2 separate regions of the Homo sapiens genome follow, and region 2 is linked to region 1. Evidence: chromatin loops called from intact Hi-C (ENCODE). Cell type or tissue: PC-9. All regions are shown on one strand.

Region 1 (5,000 bases):
AATGTGGCTAGAGCTGGGGAAGCGGGGGCACCAGACGAGTCTCAGAGAAAGGCTGGGCAAGAGCTTGGACTTTCCCCAGCAGACAGGAGACTGAAGAAGGGTTATAACCTCAATGATGATCTAATCAGTTTTGCATTTTAATAAGACAAGACAGTGGTGGTGATCAAGAAGGGTGGAGGCAGAGCTGGAGGAGAAAAGAATGTCCAGATGGATAGAATCTTTTATGAACATCTTTTCCTCCCCTAGCTTCCCCTCTCCCTATCTTGAGGATCAGAGACCACCCCCCCAACTTCTACCTCCTCCCCTAGGCAGCTGATGACTTACTGTCTGTCCCTCCCTCCCACTGAGCTTTATGAGGGAGCCCCGTTGTGCTAGTTTGGGTCCTCCAGGAATCAGATATCAAGACAGAATTAGATGCGCAAGAGATATATTGAGGGGAGCCTTTGAAGGATAAAAGAGAAGGAGCAGGAATTAATGTCAAAAGCCTCAGACTGCAAGCAGGCCTGATACCTATGAAAGGAGAGAGGGAAGGAAGGAGACTGGTGTGGGAAGAGCTGCTCTCTGCATTGCAGCTGTCAGAAAGTCTGGGCCAGGCCATGGGGATCCCAGAGCAAAGGTTGAAAGAGGAGTGCCACACTGGGCAGGGATGGCCAGCTTCAGTGCCCCACTGTGCCCAAGCATGGCTGGGAGCAGTGTGGAGACAGCATGGCCTCAGCCTGAATGGTGCAGTAGATCCTAAGAGTGCAACAGCTGGAGGCTCTGCCCCCTCCAGCATCCATCTGCCCATCCAGAGAGGGAGGACATGAAGAGAGGAAGAGGAGACTCACATTTGGTGGGTTTGAGCTCATGCATGCAGCTTAGCCTCCTAGAGCTTCTCCAGCCTGTAAAATATGGCACATAATTCTGATTTGGAAGGGTGGTTTCGAGGGTGAACTGAGGGAATGAATGTACAGGGTGCCCTGCACAGTGCCCAGCACAGAAAAGGAGGGCCTTGGTAAGTATCAGCTGCCCACATCTACAGTGGGTTAGAATGAGGGCCCTGGGGGTTGGGCCCAGGAGTGGGGCTGTGGTGGTGAGTGGACAGGGCTGGGCTGGAAATGTCCCCTGAGTGCCCCCTCTCACCTCAGGCTATGGCAACCTGAGCCCCAACACGATGGCTGCCCGCCTCTTCTGCATCTTCTTTGCCCTTGTGGGGATCCCACTCAACCTCGTGGTGCTCAACCGACTGGGGCATCTCATGCAGCAGGGAGTAAACCACTGGGCCAGCAGGCTGGGGGGCACCTGGCAGGTGAGGGGGCTGCTGGACGGGGTGGGGATGGGTCACTTCTAGAATGAGGGGCTGTGGTGGGAATTGGGGTTACTAATGACAAGAGGTGGGAGCAAGTGTTACTGGTGAGGTTGTGTTGGGATTGGGGGTCACTGCTCAGAATAGGGTCCTTAGTGAAAAAGGGCATTAATGGTGGAGATGGGGTGGGACTGGGCAGACAGGAAGGACATGAGGCACAGGCTCCAGGCAGGGAACCTGGAGAACACAGACCAGGTGAAGAGCCCCCTTCTTACTGGGGACAGCTCTGGCCTGCCTCCAGCTCCCTCGGCTCCCACGCATGGGGTGAAGGCCTCAGGAGGCCTGGGGACAATGTTGCACCCACAGGATCCTGACAAGGCGCGGTGGCTGGCGGGCTCTGGCGCCCTCCTCTCGGGCCTCCTGCTCTTCCTGCTGCTGCCACCGCTGCTCTTCTCCCACATGGAGGGCTGGAGCTACACAGAGGGCTTCTACTTCGCCTTCATCACCCTCAGCACCGTGGGCTTCGGCGACTACGTGATTGGTGAGAGTTCCTGGCGGTTGGGCTGGCGGGGACATTCGGCTGCCTATACCTCTCACTCATCTGCTCCCGCAGCTGGCGCACCTGCTGTGTGCACGCCATGTGGGGGCTTTTGGGCCCAAAATCCGGAGACACTGTCCTACCCGCTTTTGTTGTGTGACGGGTCTGAGGTCACTCTGGCCCTTCTTGACCAACGCGGAGAGGTCCAACACGTCCGCGGGCCCACCTATTGTGCTTAGAGCTCTCCACATGACGGGAGTCCCCGCCTCCCTCCGGGGTCCATGCTTGCCCCAGGGTCTCCCTTCCCCACTTCACTCTCTCCCTATGGAAGGCCAATCTGTCCCACTTCTCTGGGGCTGGAGATCACAGTACCCGGGGATCAGACAGTAGGGTCCGGGAGACTCCTGGAACCCCAGCCTCCCCAGAGCCCTGTGGGAAAACAGTTGGCAGGCAGATTCTGAGTGCCAGCAAGAAAGGGCCTCATGGTCAGTGGACCCAGGGTGGGTTTAATCAGTGGCACAACCCAACCTAGGCAAGACAAGGGCCCTAGAAGCCACCAGCCTTGCATAATCAGGCTGAGTCCGATGCCCAGCAGGTGGCAGTGGAGGGACATTCTGTGCCGTGGCGGAGTGGCTGCGCCCCAGCTCAGCCTCATCACCGCCCCTTCCTGTCCCTGAAGGTGCCGCTGGCACCACTACCGCGCCAGCCTCAAGCGGCTTCATGCACTCCCTCTGATCCCAGACCCTAATGTGGGGAGGAGGCCTTGCCCTTCTTCACTTCTTCAGCGACAGAACCCAGCCTGGAAGAATGAAGTTAGTTTCAGCTAACTCCTCAGGCAACCTACAGCAACAATTGTCACCCCCATTTTACTGAGGAGGAAGCTGAAGCTCAGAGAGGCTGAGCCATCTGCCTGAGACTGCACAGCTAGTAAGATGTGAATCCTGATCTATTTGACTCCAAAATTCATACTGTTTCCAGGCCACCTAAAATGTCTCCTCTCTGGGCCTCAGTGTTCCTGCCTATAAAATGAGGCAATCCCTAGAGCCCCTCAGTGCCTTCTAGCCTCTGTTTGCAAGGTCCCCAGGAAGAGGGGTCAGGTGTTGGGGCCTCACACTGCCCCCTTCTGGATCTCCCTCATCCTGGGAGGTCTGTTGCTCTGGAAGGAAATTCTTGGGAAGATTTCTTCCAACTGGGTCATGTTCCCACCTTTACCCTCAGAGTAGAGAGATATGTCCCAGGACAGCTGAGCCCAGTAGCTCCAAGGGCCATACCTGCACCCTCGCAGCTCAGAGTATGATTCTTAGATCTGTCATTTCTTCTCTATTTCCACTGCCATTTCCCTAGTTCAGGCAGGGTTGTTGCATATAGCTGCACAGGTTGGGCACTGCACAATCCTATAGTTTTGCTACTTACACAGAGCATAATAAGGATGGCACCCAGGGACTTGTGCAGCTTCTCTCCTTGTCCCCTGTTGGCTCTTATGACCTTTAAAAATTACAAAGGCTATGATGTCACCTGCCCAGCTCCTCTGAAGAACTTCATTGTTTTCCCATAGTTTTAGGATAAAGTCCAAAATCTGTAACCCCCCTCCTACCAATACAATCTGACTGAGGAGATCTAGTCCAAATTCTGTAACCCCCCTCCTACCAATACAATCTGACTGAGGAGATCTAGTCCAAACTTTAAGCCCAGAGGGACTGCCCAGGCCTGGGGCAAGGATGGGCAAGAACACTCCTGCCCAGCGGCCACTGCAGTTGGCAGAGCTTCTCCCTTCACCACATCTATGGAGACTTGCTACCTCCTGGGCCCCTCTGCAGTCATGGCAGTGCCTCGTAGCAGGTCACCACAATAAGAGCCCCAACTGCTTCACCTGCAGGGGATCTTCCTTATACAGATGGAGACACTGAGGCCTGGAGGAGGGAAGGGAGTTGCATAAGGTCATAGAGCAAGTAAGTCAGGGCAAATCTAGGATAAACTCCCAAGCCTGGGCCCTTCACACCACCCATGTTTCAGAGTCTTCCATGCCTATTCCTCAAACCTCTCAGGTCTCCTTGTCCTCCAGTAACAGGGACAACCCCTTTCTTGGATGGGGATACTGAGGTCCACCAGTTGGCTACTGGGTGTTCACATCCCTGCATCAGCAGCCACAAGAGGCGCTGTCTTCACAGCCACTCCTCTGCCTGAAGGCTGTGGCCAGAGCCGCCCCCAGGTCCCATCCGGCTACTCCTCCCCAGCCCCATAGCCTGGCGCCTCCCAATTGCATTTGCAGCTCAGTTGAGCGCCTTGCCAGCTGCCAGGTCTCCTGCCACTTATGATTTCAGCTTAAAAAAATGAAATAAAAACGGAGAAGAGCGCCTCCTCCCCTCTGTCACCAGGAGCAAGCCAAGCTGGCGGGTGGCAGGGCCAGAGAGCCGGCTCAGTGCCTGATCTCATTTAGGACCATCAGCGGAATCATAGCCCCATAACCCAATCAGCCTAATCCAATCCCAGCTCCTGCCAGGCAGCACAGGTCAGCTCCCAGGTGGCAGCCTCATCCCCATGTGGGGGTCCTAGAGAGGGGCCCAGCCTTGGGGGACCTGGAGAGAGAGGCTGTCTTGGGGCCAGCAGGACAGGATGAGGAGTAGACAGAGGCATGGTACAGGGAGCAAAGACAGAAAAGGATGACGAAGGAATAGGAGGGGAGAGCTCTACCCTTTGAATGATTCCAATCTGATGAGGGAGGCAGCACAGACCTCCAGGGAGGGTACTAAATGATAGGGCAAATCCTTGGCAAGATTTATCTAAGACTCACAGCAGCTCCCATCAGTCCCCTCCCTCAGCTATACTTACCCAGCACCAACTTCGTTGGGGGTGTCCGATGGTGAGTGAAACAAGCAACCACCTATAGATCTTGGGCACCTGTTATGTACCAGGCACCATTCTGAGCACTTGAGCTGCATCAGCCCATGTGATCCTCCCAACAGTCATAGGAGGAGGACTCTTACTGTCTCCATTTTACAGATGAGGAAGTAACTTTCCCAGCAGACACACATAGGCCATGAAAGCAGCACGTGTAACAGAGGAACCCAACGTGGTCTGTAGGGAGTGATGTCTGAACTGAGGTCTGCAGGATGAGGGAAGGTAACCAGGCCAAGAAAAATGGAAAATGAAGAGCATTTGGAGCCGAGAGGCCATAAG
Region 2 (5,000 bases), 120 kb after region 1:
TGGACCAGAGAACTTGAGCGAAGCTCAAGCCTTCTCAACTCAAGGGGTGGGCAGGAAATGTAGAGCCTGAGCGTGGGCACTGTGGACTGGAAAGAATGTGAAGGAAGAATGGAGCCAGGCTCAGCCGGGCATCTGTCTCCATCTGTCTAAAGGGAGGCTTTGTCAGGCTTCAGCTGTTTGGGGACTGGCCCCTTCTATGACCATTTCAGGGCTCAGCACCAGAAAGGATGATTTCTGAGTTCATTGGAAAAAAAAAAAAAAGTATGATTTCCGGAGTGAACCACATTTTTCATGAGGGCATGGATGTGTTTACAAAGGATTATATGTATTTACCAGCCAATTCTGCAACGACACCATCCCTCCCTCTGCCAACATCACTCCCTCTTGCCCTCTTTCTGCTCCCCCCGACCCCTCTCCTGCCATCACACACAGGTCCAAGGTTCTCCGGTTTTGCTTTAATCACATTCAGCCTCAAGGCAATAACAGTTCCATAACACTGTAAGCCCCACCTTTATTCAGCACTTGGCCTGTTCACAAACCCCATTGACAAACATAGCCCAGGTTATTTGGCCCATCTACAGTTGAGACGAGAGCTTGGGGAGCATGACTTCCTAAGGGCACCCAGCTGGACTGAGGCACAGTTTTGCAGAACTGTGTTCACAGATGATAAAGCACAGACCCAAGATTGGGTGGAGGTGTGGCCTTGGGTCACTGTGGCCAGGGTTAGTCTGGAGCTTTCTGAGTAAGAGATGGGAGGTAGGGCAGCAGCTAGAGCAAAGGGTGGGGCCCAGGAGGCCTCAAGTTCCCCAGGGGTCATGAGCAGGGGAGGGGTACCATGTGGAGGCATGGGGAACATTCCATCACAGTCCGGGGAGCTATAGGGTGGATGGGAGTGGGGCCGGTGGAGGAGGCTGGCGAGTGGCGGAGGAGTGGCAGATGGGTGGGAAGTCACTGGAGATAACACTAGCAGGGAAATCCTTCTGTTGAAGTCATTGATGTTTTGTTGTTGTTTTTTGAGACCGAGTTTCACTCTTCCCCAGGCTGGAGTGCAGTGGCATGATCTCAGCTCACTGCAACCTCCACCTCCCGGTTCAAGTGATTCTCCTGCCTTAGCTCCCGAGTAGCTGGGACTACAAGTGTGAGCCACCACGCCCAGCTAAATTTTGTATTTTTCAATAGAGACAGGGTTTCACTATGTTAGCCAGGCTAGTCTTGAACACCTGACCTCAGGTGATCCGCCCACCTCGGCCTCCCAAAGTGCTGGGATTACAGGCGTGAGCCACCGTGCCCGGCCGTCATTGCTGTATTTCTAATGCAAGGCAGAGATAATTGGATTGGTGAGATCTGGCGACTTGCTGGGGTCCTCGTGGAGGCAGCACTCCTCCTTTCATAGGCCCCAGGGCTCCATTCCCAGCAGGCTTCTCCGCTGTCCTAGTAAACCAGCACCTGCTCTCCACCAGCACCACCTGGGCTCTCCATTATTTGTTCCACTAATGTTTACTGAGCACCTATGTATCATTATCCTCATTTTACAATGAGGAAATTGAGGCAAATATAGGATTTTTTCCAAGCTGAAACAACTATTAACTGGCAGCAAAGCAGCTTCCCTGACTTGCATTCTCATTCCTCATTCTACCCTCTAAGTTTCTGATCTGACAGGGGAGACATCTTCAGAGAACCCAGAGTCTGATGGAGGTGAGAGACAGCGTCTCCCTTCAAGGAGTCTAATCTGACAAGGAGGAGAGCACAGAAAGACCCTCAGGGTCCCAGCTGGGCTTCTTATCTCCTGCATGATCCTGGAGGAGACATTTAGCTCCCTGCCAGAGGTGATGAAGAGAAACCAGGATGTTTGGGTTTCACCTCCTGACTGGAAAGAGCCAGGCAAGGTAATCAGCAGCCACCATTGCATCTGAAGCTCTCATAAGTCTGGGGTAGAGTGGTGGGGAGGGACAGGCAAGCTGGGCTGCACAGCTCTGGGTGGGGCCTCCAGAAATGAGGCCCCTGAGGTTTGGTCTCAGCTCTGCCATTCATCTCTCCATTCTTGAAATAACAGGTTCCCGGTTTCCAAATTCATGCACAACTGGTCCAGGAACCAATGACAACTCGTGAATTGTCAGGATGTATTTCACAGTGAAAACCCCTCCCTAAGATCTCTGTCCCGTCTATCCATCATGGCCCCATCACCAGGGTCCAGGCCACCTGGCCCCTCACCTGGATCTCCCACAACAGCGTAGGGCCTGGCACCTGGTAGGGGGTCCACAGATATTTGTTGAATGAATGAATGAGCCCCATCTGCTGGTCTCCCTGCCTCTAATACTGACTCCCTTTCTACCTGGCCATTACTGTAGCCAGCAACCTAAACTCAAACCTGACCCATTTCTTTTCTGTTTTAAACTCCTCAGGGGCTCCCCATTGCTCTTCCACCCCCTCCCCCCCGCCCCACCTCTCTCTTCAGCCTCCTCTCCTTTCCCACCTCTCTGGGCTCCAGCCACTTTGCCGTTGCTGTTTCCTCTGCCCTGATGCCCTTCCTCTCTCTCTCCTGGGTAAGTCCTGAGACCTAGTGGGATTAGATATGGATATCACCTTCTCTGGGAAGACTTCCACAATTACCTGTAGCCCTCCCGGATTCTGGGCCAGGTGCTCCTCCTCTGTGTTCCAGAGCCCCTTCCTCAGTAAGCTGCCTCTCTCCCACCGAGCTGTTCTGATGTTGTTCCAGCTCCCTGCCTCCTGGTCTTATGCCTCCTCCCCTGACTGGGAGCCGCTAAAGGGCACAGGGAGTAGCTTGTCCACCTTCAGATTCCTGGGAGCCCAGTGTGGAGAGGGGCCCAGCTTTTCCATGTTTACTAAATGGAGGGTAAATGAACTAGAGGCCTGGCCCCTCCTACTGGTAATTCAGTCCCTCTCTTCCTGGGGCAGAGGCCAAATCAGGGGGCAAGGCTTGTTCCAGAAGGGCGAGTCCCCACAAGGCCAGGTGGATGATCTTGAGGGCCCTTGTGGCAGGCTGAGTTGGCCTGGTGAGTCACCTTATCTTGTGCCAAGTCACTTGAATCTGCAGGGCAGTACTGGAATAAAGCACACCTTATTTCTCCCCACCCCAGGGAGCACTGTCATTGGCACCCCCTTTTCCACTTGCCCCATCTCCCCATCTTCACCTCTTACTGTTCCCAGGTGATTCCGGGAGCTGGGCCTCCCAACCCAGCAGCTCCCCAGTCCCCACGGTTCCCTCAGGATTACCTCTGCTCCCAGCAACCCTGCACACCGGGCCCAGCCTCTCAGTTCATAAAGCCCTTTCACACCCATTCCTGGGTGGGATTACGCAACAGCAGGGAGCCAGGTGCAATATTTTACAGGCCTCAATTTAAGGGCCTTTTCCAAATGAGGTAATAAATGTTTTGGTTTGATTTTCCAGGAAAACAAGGCCTAAGGCTAGAACTGGGAGATGGTCAGAAGAAGTAGCAGAAAGGGATGTAGAGGTAAACATGGGGAAAGAGGAAAAGGTCATACATGTTCATTTTAGAGCTGTTTCAACTGTGGGCAACTGGGGCTTAATCCCACTAGACCTCCCCTGAAAAACCTGTAGAATACACCTCAGATTTGTCCATCTGAAGGACAGGGACCATTTATCCACCAATTCCACCCTTGTTGGTTAAGGATGGCCCCAGGGAAATTCATCCCCACCCTCCTTTCATACATGTGGATGCAACAGGCGGTATTATCAAAAGATGACTGCGACAATATCTCCCCACTCACATTCTCATCTGCAAAATGAACTGGCCACTCCCCAACAGGAAGCAGAGTCTATTCCCTTTGAATGTGGGCTGCCCCCAGGACTGTTTTAGTCAATGGAATATGGCAGTGATTCCTGTGATTTCTGAACCCGTGTGTGTGTGTGTGGGTGTGTGTGTGTGTTTTGTTTTTTTGTTTGTTTTTTGCCCAGGCTGGAGTGCCCAGGCTGTTGTGCAATGGCACGATCTCGGCTCACTGCAAGCTCCGCCTCCCGGGTTCACACCATTCTGCCTCAGCCTCCCGAGTAGCTGGGACTACAGGCACCCACCACCATGCCCAGCTAATTTTTGTATTTTTAGTAGAGACGGGGTTTCACCATGTTAGCCAGGATGCTCTTGATCTCCTGACCTCATGACCTCATGATCCACCCACCTTGGCCTCCCAAAGTATTGGGATTACAGGTGTGAGCCACTGCACCTGGCCGAACCCACATGTTAAGGCCTGGCAGCTTCCACTTTGGTGCTCTGGCGGAAGCCAGCTGCAATGTAAGAAATCCAAGTACCTTGAGACCCACACTGTGAAGAAGCCCAAACTCGCCCATGGAGATGGCACATGGAGAGAGAATTGGCCCCACTGAGATTCCATCTTGAACACTGCAGGCCCAGCTGATGCCATACAGAGTGGAGCCCAGCCAGCCCGCAGATTGCAGAATCATGAGCAAAATAAATGATTGTTTTCATAATCCTGAAAGCCTGGGAGTGGTTTGTTACACAGCAATAGATAATTGGAACACTGGCTGGGCTTGCCCTGAGCTATGTGACCTTTGCCGGGCTTTGGAGAAAGCTTGGAGGTAGAAAGGTAGAGAGACACCTGGGCACCCTGAGGTGGCACTACAGCAGCGGTGAAATGCCAAGTGGGCTGAGGGATTGGGCCACCTGGCACAAATAGTATCTCCTACCTGGAGGCTAAAACTCTTTGCCCTCGAACACAATAATTGGCAGAGCTGAGACCAACTGTCACTGGGTCTTCTAACTCTTCACCCGGGGCTCTTTTCCTTATGCAACATCAAAGTTCGTACCTTCCAGATATCAAAGCCCATTCTACTTTAGGGTCTCTAGTTCTCCCTGCTATGTTTAAAGAGCCTGGGTTCTGCTACTATCCAGCTGCACGACCTTAATGGCCATATCCATCATTGACAGGATGCTTATAGGCACTGCCCAGGATACTTTATGCATATGATCTCACGTAATCCCACAACAGTGTTATTACCCAGT

The links. Hi-C counts contacts between places; a loop is a spot of excess contacts. Peaks named below come from ENCODE experiments on the same cell type or tissue, not always from the same donor. Only the 100,000 strongest peaks of a DNase experiment are listed, where the experiment ranks them.
Region 2: it touches region 1 in a loop (7-fold over the local background); 9 of 110 quality-filtered maps call a loop at or near these places.

What each region holds. Positions count from the first base shown.
Region 1 is chr6:39,300,783-39,305,782 of GRCh38, reverse strand. It overlaps KCNK17 (potassium two pore domain channel subfamily K member 17), which reads left to right. Exons shown (of 5, transcript NM_031460.4): 3 at 1,128-1,288; 4 at 1,652-1,826. Among named protein-coding and RNA genes, the nearest start is that of KCNK17, 11 kb to the left of the region's middle. RefSeq lists silencers at 1,746-1,905, 3,899-3,998 and an enhancer at 2,459-2,758. In PC-9, CTCF peaks have their summits at 2,207, 2,411 (motif pointing right) and 3,947; a DNase peak (open chromatin) is centred at 2,442; H3K4me3 peaks cover 268 bases.
Region 2 is chr6:39,183,389-39,188,388 of GRCh38, reverse strand. No RefSeq gene overlaps it. Among named protein-coding and RNA genes, the nearest start is that of KCNK5, 44 kb to the left of the region's middle. In PC-9, no CTCF peak of the experiment used is centred here; DNase peaks (open chromatin) are centred at 458, 2,988 and 3,318; H3K4me3 peaks cover 1,185 bases; H3K27ac peaks cover 4,761 bases.